Regions from separate parts of the Homo sapiens genome. Here region 2 is linked to region 1. Evidence: chromatin loops called from intact Hi-C (ENCODE). Cell type or tissue: mammary epithelial cell. All regions are shown on one strand. Each heading gives the region's core, and the rest is flanking DNA. Links, peaks and the distances in the headings are about the cores only.

Region 1 (5,384 bases), core at 151-5,150:
CATTATCTGAAACCAACTCTGCAACCCTAGCTCATTCTAGTCTAACACACAGATCCTAATGTCTCAGAGGAATTAGACTATAGTTCATTTCCCTGAGGCAACCTTGTGAAGTAAAAAAACTGTGGACTTGTAGACTTTGGAGTGAGTCAGACCTGGTTTCCAATCCAAGTACTGCTACTAAACCTTTGTAAAGTGAGTTTAATAATACTTATCTTGGGGATTGCTGTGAGGATTAAATAAAACAATGTATGTAAAGTGACTAGCATAGAGTAGATTTTAAATAAATATGATTTTCTTTCTCCCTTTCCATTTTCCCTTTGCTTATCTAATTTCAGCACCTGTTTTTGAGGAGTGTCCTTCCAAAGCAGGTTATGAACTGGGTCTCCCAGACCAGTGTTTCCCTCTGCATTGCCAGCAATCCAGGCAGGAGGAACATTCAGGGCAGCGTAGCCTGTGGAACTACCTGGCTCCATTCCACTAGTCACAGAAACCCACATTGTGAGTTGGCAGCACCAAGGCACAGGATGGACATCCCACAGTCCTTCAGCCTGGGCGCCTTAAATGGCTTGTCATACACCAACAGAAACTGATTCCTGATTTACATGCCTTTGGAAATAGTTGTGGCATTGTGGTTCATGTTCCACAAATCCACACTGGATTGGGCAGATGTCCAAAGCAGTGTTGCCACAATCCCTAAGAGCCTCCAGTAATTTCCTTCTTGAGTTCCTCACTCTTTGGAGCCTGTTTAGAAGTCTCCAATCAGTTAGGGCATTTTTTGGCTACTTCTAACGTTTTGCCTACTCAATTCACTTATTAATTCTGTTAAATGTATACCTTTCAAATTAGATTTGCATTTAGTAGATGATTTACTTAATCAATCAATGGGAAAGTTCCAAGAATTGCAATATCCCTATTTCCAATAATTTGTAGAATCTTAAAGAGGTCATCCCTCTCATCTGTATCAGAAGCAGCACATCTATGGCAAGCAAGCCAGCTCATTAGACTTAACCTTTTAAGGAGTTATCCACACTAAGAATAGCTCAACATTACAGCACACTCCCTTTTTAATGGAGTTATACTGAAGCTGTTCCTCATTCTAGGATAGAATTTGCTTTAACGTTGGCATCTCCCCATATATCCTGTAAGCCAGCCGTCCACAGCCTCGCCTATGATGTACTGCTTTTACACTGTTCCAGAAAGTGACTTAAAAATCTGAAAATCTGCAGACAGGCAGTGTTGGGAACCCCCATGCAGAGATTAAACTAGCCTCCCTACGCGAGACTGAGGGCAAAGAAATAATCCGCTTCTTGTCCTCTCCCCTAAGCCCCAATCTTGCTTTCAAATTCCTATTGCACTTTCACTTCCTCAATGAAACCTTTCCCAATTTAACTCCATTCAGTTTCATTGCTCTATTCACTCCCTAACATGAATAGTTATTATTTAAAAATTTATTTAGCTCTTCTATCTGTCAGATCCTGTGCTAAGCACTTTATATTAATTATCTCATTTACTTCTCAAAATAACCCTGTGAAAAAGATATTATTTTCGTTTCATACATGAGGAAACTGAAGCTCAGAGGTTAGTGAATCTGTCTGGTGTCACACAGCCTGTGTTAGAGCCAGGACTGTAAGTCAGGTCGCTCTGTCTCTAGAACCTCCCTTAACTATCCTAAAATGCTACCTATCCCACGAGGCTTTCTTGCTGTTCTCCTAACCAACCCCAACTGATTCCACAGTTCTTGTGACTGAAGAGTTTAACACTCATTTCCTTGTGTATCTGCCTCTCTAGTTTGTTAGACTAAGAATCACAAAGGCAAGACATCCATGGTCCAGAACTTTACTCTGGTGTAGTGGAAAGAGTGCTGAACTTAAAAGTATCATAATTTGAAGGCCAACTCTTGGCTTCTGTTCTTCTTATCTGCGTGAACTTTGGTTGAGCCAATCTTGCTGGACCCATTTCCTTATCTTTAAAATGATGGCTATAAGGCCTATCTTGGAAATTCTGTGGGCACAAATGTTAGGTAAAGCACTGCAAAAATGTAGAACATTCTTTTATATCATCTCTCAAAGCCCCTTAGAGAGAGTTTTGTTTTCAGAGGGTGATAAGTCACTTGTGGTAATTTTAGAAGCTTGGGAAAATAGTGCTCCAAGTAGATACCTGGTGCAGCAGCAAAGTGACTGTTCAAAGGAGCCTGAAGATCTGGCCTGGGTTCCTGCTGGGTGACGGACGAGGAGCCAAGCAACAGATTCCCAGAGCCATTTCCTTTGCTGAACAATGGGAAAGTGGAATGATGTGACTGGCAAGGTGCCAGGCAGCTGTTCTTCCAATCCTTGGAGGATAGCAATGGTCTCACATTGCAGGGAGAGGGATTGAAGTTAAACCTGAGGAAGTTATTTCCTGAGTATAGGCACTGTGAGGCTCTGGAATGCAAGGTTAAAGAAGGCCGGAATGCCCTTCTTTGAGAATGCTGAAAAAAGAACAAAAACCCAATCTCTTTGAATGTTGCATTGCCTGGAGGCAGAAGAATGGATTCATTCCTTTTGGACTAAGGCATCAATATTGAGAAATAAGATCTGCTTCTTGTGTCATCTCACTTGGCATAATAGGAAACTTCTTTTCAATCCTTGTAAGAAGTGACACATGTATCCCCTACTCTAGTAATTATCTCCACACCTCTTCCCTTCCCCAAACATCTGGTCCAGCTCTCTGTTGACATCAGTTCATTCAAGTGGGCTGACTTCTTGTCCATAAGTTCTTCAGGAAGTACATGCCCCTAGGAGCAAGAGCCCAATGCCTAAGAAAGCTTCAAGAGTCCAAATAGACCATGGAATGCACCATGCAAGTGCGGCAGAAGATACCTTCCCAAGACTGTTTTTATAGGCAACATCTACCTGTGGGTTTTACTTTGCAATTGCAACCTTAAGTGCTCCACCCATCAATCATCGACCACAAATACATAGCATTGGCTTTGTGAGCAAGAATGCACAAACCCTTTCCCTTTATTGTCTCCTTCCTGCCAACAGAGAAAACACTTAATTAAAAGTCATTGGGAATTCCTCCAAACAAAAGAGAAATGAAGCTTTTGAAAGGTGCAACATGTGTGAGGCCTGGACCCATAAAATCATTAACCTTCAGAAACCTAGGAGTTGCCAACACAATGCTGAGGAGTGTGGTGTTTCCATTGCACAATGTCAATGAGCACGTCAAGGAAATATTCAGCCACATAAACGAGCTTGCAAGGCTGTCCCACTTCTTTTCAGTGTTCCTAACCTTCTCAGTGTCCCTGAGACACAGTTGCTCCAGGTGGATACTTCTTACAATTTGAGATAAAATTCTCACTTTCCAAGGCTTGAATTTTTCACCACAAAAACAGAATAATTTAATTGTTGTTTTAGTACGTGGACCAGCACCATTTGCATGGTCCTCAAAAACAGCATTAAAGTAAAGATTCTTAGCTTGAGATCTATGGGTCAGTTTCAGGAGTTTTTGAACCTATTAAAATTACATTGAAAATATGTTTATGTGCTTGTTTCTGGAGAAGATGGTCTAAAGCTTTCTTTATATTCTCTTGATGGGCAGGTGGTGATGGTTGGGTTAGTAATTTTAGAATGTAAACAACTACTGCATTCAAGGCAAATGCCCTTCAGTTACTCCTCTACCAACAAAGAGTCCCTGGCACATGGCACATAGATCTCCCACCATTGATTTGCTGAAGGAGGTCCTTCTTCTTTATGGTAATATCTAAGCAGAGGCAGTAGCATTACACATCAGGCAAGCCACGGGGATTTGTCATCAGAAGCAGCAGACATAGAGAGATGCTAGTCTAGATGATCTCTGGATCTCTTCACTCTGAGGTCCTAGGTAGGTCCAGTAAACTGTGACCCAGAAATGGAGCTTTGGATCACATAATGGGCATTTTATTTTTGCTTTTCTTTTAAGGGAATATGTAGTTCTCATGCCTTTCTGGTCTTCAGGAGACTGAATCTGACGAGCAGAGTAAGAATGGAGTGTTTTGGCTACAGACGCCTTTTACCTGGGGGTGTTTGGGTCAGGGGATGTCGGAAGTGGATGGTTAGACAGGGTGCCCAAGGCCAAGCAAATGGCCTTTGAAAGTTCAGGTGATGCTCATGGGACACCTGTGGGCAGGAAATTGCCTGTGATCTAATTGTGTTTGGAAAGGCCATACATGACTTTTCTTTTTTAGCATCATCAGGAATCACTTTTAATATTTTAAGTTTAATTTTTATTGAGACGGAATCTCCCTCTGTCGCCCAGGCTGGAGTACAGAGGCGTGATCTGGTCTCACTGCAACCTCCAACACCCAGGTTCAAGCGATTCTCATGCCTCAACCTCCCGAGTAGCTGGGACTACAGGCCATGCCACCATGCCCGGTTGATTTTTTTTTTTTTTTTGTATTTTTAATAGAGATGGAGTTTTGCCATGTTGGCCAGGCTGGTCTTGAACTCCTGACCTCAGGTGATTGGCCCACCTTGGCCTCCCAAAGAGCTGGGATTACAGGCTTGAGCCACCATGCCAGGGCCAGGAATCACTTTTAAGAGTTGATGGTTCTGTTGTCTTTTCATTATATGGTGCTAAGAATTAATTTGGTTGTAGTCTCCACTAGCAACTTCTTGCCCTTGGGTTCAGTAGGAACAAGATCTTCCAAAACAAAATCGACACTAACAAGGTATCATAACGTGGTTACTCAATCTGGATCCAAACCTCCCTCACCTTCTGGGTTCCTAGGTCTGAGCATGAAGGGGGCAGGGTACCCAAGTAATGACTGAATCATCAGCACAGCCCAGCAACCACAGGCAGAGATCAGTGGAAAGTTACAACAAACCCCTGTTGCTCAGTAGAAGAAACAAAAAAAGCCTAGCATGAGAGAGACATAAGGTGGAGTAACTTAATTATTAATTAGCTAATTTGTTCAAAAAATGTTAATGTCCTTACCATGTAGATAGCTCTGCAGCACGGCATGAGCCACTGTGGGAGAATCTGTCCTCAAGGAACTTGTAAGCCCCTTACATAAGCCATAAGACTTTGAAAGCTGAAGTGCAAAGAACCCAATTAGCTAACTACGTACAGACAGTAACTGCTGTGGGAATTTAGAGAAGGGAAAGATCTATGGGGACAAGAAATGCATTATGGAAGTAGTGAGAATCTGAGTGAATTTAGAACATGAGTAAAATTGGGTGGAGATAGGTGGTAGGAGAATTCCAAGTTTGGAGGGAAAAGATGGAGTACAGTTGTAGAATAAGAAAGTTATCAGGTGTTACTGATCTATCATGAGTTAACATGAAGCTATTATGAAAGACCTAAATGTCGTGTAAAAGGGTTTAGATTTCATCTTTTAGACAGCAGCTTTTAAAACTTTTTATTAC
Region 2 (5,384 bases), core at 284-5,283, 300 kb after region 1:
GATTAATGCAATAAATTTGCTCTGTTATCCAACACCCAACAATGACTCAACAGACTTCTCTTTTGCACTAACCTTTGCGAAATACTCTTTCTGGGCATTCTGCCTCAGATTAATGAGAAAGTGGTAGACTGCTCACATATTCCAGAAGCCTGAATTAACTGATTTCATAATGCTCTGAGCTGCTTGGCTCCAGGTTCTTCCTGTTAAGATTTATGAACCCAGACTGTAACACCATTTCTCAACATATCTTCAAGTTGATGATTTCATTTCAATAGTAAAGTTGACCATAATGGAAAGTGAATTAAAGGAAATCAAACAAACAGATATCGAGGGTTGTGTGAATTTGTCAAAAATGACTTACTAATTAAAAATATTAATTCACAAGTAGGTCACCAAGAGCCCCTTTGCTTTGATTATTCATGTAAAGCCCGTTAGTCTGTAAATTATTCACTTAAAAACTAGAACTCCATCTAGTCTATGAAGTCTAAAACAAATATTCCTTAAGGTCAAATTTCCTAGGACTCTCACATTCCCATTAAAGGTAGACAGAGATCCCATTTAACCGATGACAAAACAGAAGCTCAGAGTCTTAGCTAAGGCCACATCATTATGGACAAAGTCACAAGGCTCAGATTTCTTGAATTTTCTTATAGATGTCAATTCAATTGTAATTAATAATGTATTAAGTACCTGCTCTGTGCCAGACCCTGGATTAGGGGATGGGGCTACATAAGTTTCTTTTCTTTTCTTTTTTCTTTTTTTTTTTTTTTGAGACAGAGTCTTGCTCTGTCACCCAGGCTGGAAGGCAGTGGTGCAATCTCAGCTCACTGCAACTCCGCCTCCCAGGTTCAAGCGATTCCCCCGCCTCAGCCTCCTAAGTAGCTGGGATTACAGGCATGCACCACCATGCTGGGCTTTTTTTTTTTTTTTTTAGTAGAAACAGGGTTTCACCATGTTGGTTGGGCTGGTCTTGAACTCCTGACCTCAAGCAATCCACCCACCTTGGCTTCTCAAAGTGCTGGGATTACAGGCGTGAGTCACGGCGCTCGGCATAAATTTCTGACATAGTCCCTGCCTTTAAGGAGTTCAATGCAAGAGACCCTGTCTCCCTGATTATTTAATATCTTTCTTTGGCTGACTTCGAACTCCAGTGAAGTAATGAAAGGAATAGTAATGATTGTTGATTTTTACATTGAAGAAATCTTGTGACAGAAAGAATTTCACCAGGAGGAGAATCAAGGTCCTCACACTGACCACGCACTATTTAATCAAGGCACCAAGATGTCCTATATCTTGGTGTTGAAGAGATTAAAAGTGCCCTATTGTGGGCTATTAATATTTCATACCATAACACAATGTAGAGATACCATGTGAAAAAATGATGAGCTTGTAGAAAAGGCAGTGAGAATTGGAGCTCAAGCTCAGAGAAGAATAAAAGCTAAGTATGAACAAGTCACATTTTACAATTTAAAAATAACATGATGTTCAGATATATTCCCAAAACAAAGACATAGTAGAACTGGTCTGCACTCTTGTTATTCTCTTCATTATATGAGTACAAGGTTGAGTTTGGGAGGTCTACATTTTTCAAAACACTAGCACCACCACTTTAGCAAATGTTCAGGTTAAGGCAATAAACTTGTGTGGCTGGGAACTGGAGACCAAGTTCTGGTCTCCACTGTAAAACTTACTGACTTTATAACCAAAGGTAAGGTTATTTTGGGTGGTGGAAAAGGTGAAAATAAGACAACTGCAGACAGGACTTTTTAAGGAAATTGAAGTTTTCCATAAAGCATTAAAAGCTATAGAAATATAAGGTCATATTTATTCAGTCACCATTTTAAGCACCTATAATATACTCTGAGTAGCACCAAGTCCTGGGGATACCCAAGTGCATATACTGTCATCACGTGGCATCCATGAAGAATTGGTTCCAGGATCCCCTGCCAATACCAAAATCTGCAGATGCTCAAGTCCTTTATATAAAATGTCTAGTATTTGCATGTAACCTATGCACATCCTCCTGTATACTTTAAATCATCTCTAGATTACATATGATATCTAATAAAATGTAAATACTATGTGAATAATTGTTATATTTTATTGTTTAGGGAATTACAAGAAAATAATCTGTAGGTGTGCAGTACAGACACAACAATCCTTTTTTTTTCCAAATGTTTTTGATCCAGAGTTAATTGAATCCCCAGATGTGAAATCCATGGATGTGAAGGACCAATGGTAACAAACCATTGGTGTTTTTTATTCATTACTAGAATAGCTGGGAAACATCCTTAGAACATCAGTCCAAAGTGACTTGAAGTGTAAAAAAATTGGATATAAGAGAGCTTTTAAAGAGAGTTAAGTTTCCTTCATTAGAAAAAAAAAAACTAGGGAAGGTAGGCCTAATAACTTTAAAAAATTCATGGCGTCATTTTAAGAAGAGCTTAGGTCAGCCAGTATGAAAACAAAGAAAAAGAAAAGTTAGCCTCAAGTCATAGAGGAAAAAAAAAAAAAAAGATTTGGAAAGAGATTAGGGAGACTGATTTTTCTGGAACACTAGAGCTAGTTATTGGGGGAAAAAAAACCCCGTGGAATTGCTCTGCTGGAAGCATTTGGAAAGTAATTAGCTAATTCTCTTTCTCAATGTGTTTAAAGATAAGACTAAAAGTGGGTGCTAGAATACTCCTTTTCTTGAAGCTCCGCTTCTAGAACTCTGAATGGCAATGAGGTGGATTAAAAGTCTATTCTCTTCTCCCTCCCTTATTTGGCTGGCATGTCTAATTCCAGAATTGGAAACTCATAGACATTGCTATGAAATGTATCATAGATCATGACTCACTATGAAAAGGACAAGTGTGCAAGTTGCCTTACCAGTGAAAAATCCTCTGCCTGCCCTCTTTCTTCCTGAGACAAGACTTCAGTTCTTTCTCTCTGATTCATATCCTGAGGAAATCAACATGATAAAAAATGGCTGCGTTCAATTAAAAAATGTCTCCAACCCACACTTTAAAAACATAAGCTCTTTTCAATCCAGATATGGATTATCTTCCTGAGAAAGTCTTTTCCTTCAGAAGAATTTTGTGCCATTTAAGATAGGCAAAACAGGCAGAATGCCATTCCTGCAATGAAAGTTACGCATTTAGCCAACAGATTTGCAAAGTGCATCTGCCATGGCAATGGATTTAAAGATGGGAATTAGTAGGAGAAAGAACTATGGTTTATTTGAGCCCACCAGCATCAGGTATTCTAGGTACTCTTCAACAGCAGCAGTTAACATTAATTGAATGCTTGCTAGGTATCAGGTACCATTCTAAGTTTTCCTTGCATTATTTCATTTAATCCAAACAAGTTCATGACATAAATCCTATTATGGATCCTAACTCACAGATGAGGAAAATGAGGCTCATCAGAGGTTAACCAATTTTTTCAATATGAGGTAGCAAGTAGCAGAGAGGGCTTTCAAATCAGAACTGTCTGACATCAGAACTTAAACTTCTAACTATTCCTCATACAGTCTTTTAGGAAAAGGTAGATACAAGATCTCCATTGTGGATATGAGAAAATGGAAACTCAGAGAAGAAGAGTAGCTTGATTAAGAGCACAAAGATTACTGATGTTTTTGGCCTAGGATTTGAGCTCAGGTCAGGAGGACTCCAATGTTCACGTTCCAGTCATATCGATAGAAAACCTAGGAGATGAGTAGATGTCCTGACATTCATTCCACGTAGATTATTTTTAATTCAAATAAGCAAATGCCCACTATGTATAAAACTCTGTACAAGTCTTACTGCATGTAAGACTTTGAAGATAGTATGAAAAAATTAAATATATTGTACCTGCCTCCAATGAACTTTAAATTCTAGTTGACAGAGAAAACACACAGATGAATAAACTAAGATCAGTTGCAAAGTATTGTGACACCATAGGTAAAATAATATCCTACGCATTAAATAGATTCAGAAGAAATGCTGGGAGAAGCAGTGATTAGAGAAGAAAATTGATCAAGAAAAGCTTCCTTGGAGAGGTATAAAATGATATGTATGATGAATAGAGTTGATCCCATTGCCTGACTCCCTGTCTATTTTTGTGGGTAGAAAAAAAAAGATACTTTGGAGAACCTATATGGAGAGAAAATATGATCTTAGCACCTATGGGAAACGTCCTATGAAAGATACGGCTCACAATTACAGAGCCATGGAAAGGTTGAAGGACAGGGAAGGATTTCTCTGTGATTACAGTTAAAACTACTAGTGATTACTCTTTCTCTTGGCTAGTAGTTTTCCATAGGGTCCCATCAAATATAAACTATAATAGTTACAGATCAAATCTACACTCATTCTTTATGAAAAAAAGGCAAACAGCCAGAAGAGAGGGAGAGGAAAAGTTCATTTCAGCATTTTCAAGGGATTTTCCATGAGATCTAGCCAGTAATAGAAGAGAAAAAAATTTTTTCTGAATAAGGAATGGGCTCGAATGCTGATTGCTTATTTCACCTCCCACCTCCCCGGCAAACCCCCAATTTAATAAATAATTGGCTATTAAAAAGAACCTTTGGATGGTAAGCATGTATTCCTCAGTTATAAGATTTATCCAAGCTACGTTCAACTTTTTTTCAGTCTAAAGCATGGACTTCAGCCTTCAAGAGGACTATTTACTGAGACTTCTGTAAGAACATTATCTTCTTATAAACTAGAAGCAAGAAGTATTCAAGGTGTTAATGAGTATTACTAAATAAAACAGTTCTAAAGTCAAATCACTGGGAAAGCAAATGTTTTACTTTATTGTATTATTTTTATTTTACAGCCTTAACTATGCTGATGTACATTTTGAATGTCCAGTGGGGACATATTCAGGATTTCTTAAACTTGTTTGACCTTAGAATACCTCCTTATTTTGTAGAATTTGTATTGATATCTCATAGACTTCATATTCCAAGAAAAGAGTCATGCTCTCTTTCCTTACATAAGTTTTAGAAAGGTAGCTCTTAGAACAGTTAGGTCCAGGTGGATGCAGTAATGGATGGAGAAAGAGGACTACCAACTGGCCATAACTTCAAGCCCATAGCTGGGAGTGATGGGCCTCCACTTTCAGCTTCCTTGAATTCATCATTAAGCAAGAGTGAGTGACAAATCTCTAATGTTTCTTTTGATGCTTTTCAGGGCCACGTTCACAGCCACATGGAAAAGCACTGGCGTCACTCTCCTCTATAATGATCAGCTCAGTGTTGGTATCAGTGGGAACGAGGGAGACAAAGCAGGGGTTTCTTCCCACAAGATGGCCAAGGGCTGTCTAGAACTGATGGAGCACGTGGAGTGAAGGATCATTTACACTGCATGCCTGAACACACTGTGTCAATTACATTTTAGTATTTCACCCATAGTCTT

What was found. A loop is a pair of places that touch in the nucleus more often than their neighbours do. Peaks named below come from ENCODE experiments on the same cell type or tissue, not always from the same donor. Only the 100,000 strongest peaks of a DNase experiment are listed, where the experiment ranks them.
Region 2: a loop joins it to region 1, with 3 times the contacts of the local background. A loop is called at or near these places in 4 of 110 quality-filtered maps.

Annotation. Positions count from the first base shown.
Region 1 is chr11:121,889,999-121,895,382 of GRCh38, forward strand. All of the region lies in intron 2 of LOC107984402 (a long non-coding RNA gene), which reads left to right. Among named protein-coding and RNA genes, the nearest start is that of MIR125B1, 210 kb to the right of the region's middle. In mammary epithelial cell, for the core only: no CTCF peak of the experiment used is centred there; DNase peaks (open chromatin) are centred at 593, 3,063 and 4,763; H3K27ac peaks cover 730 bases.
Region 2 is chr11:122,186,583-122,191,966 of GRCh38, forward strand. The region is part of intron 2 of MIR100HG (mir-100-let-7a-2-mir-125b-1 cluster host gene); the gene reads right to left. Among named protein-coding and RNA genes, the nearest start is that of MIR100, 37 kb to the left of the region's middle. In mammary epithelial cell, for the core only: no CTCF peak of the experiment used is centred there; a DNase peak (open chromatin) is centred at 2,829; H3K27ac peaks cover 4,360 bases.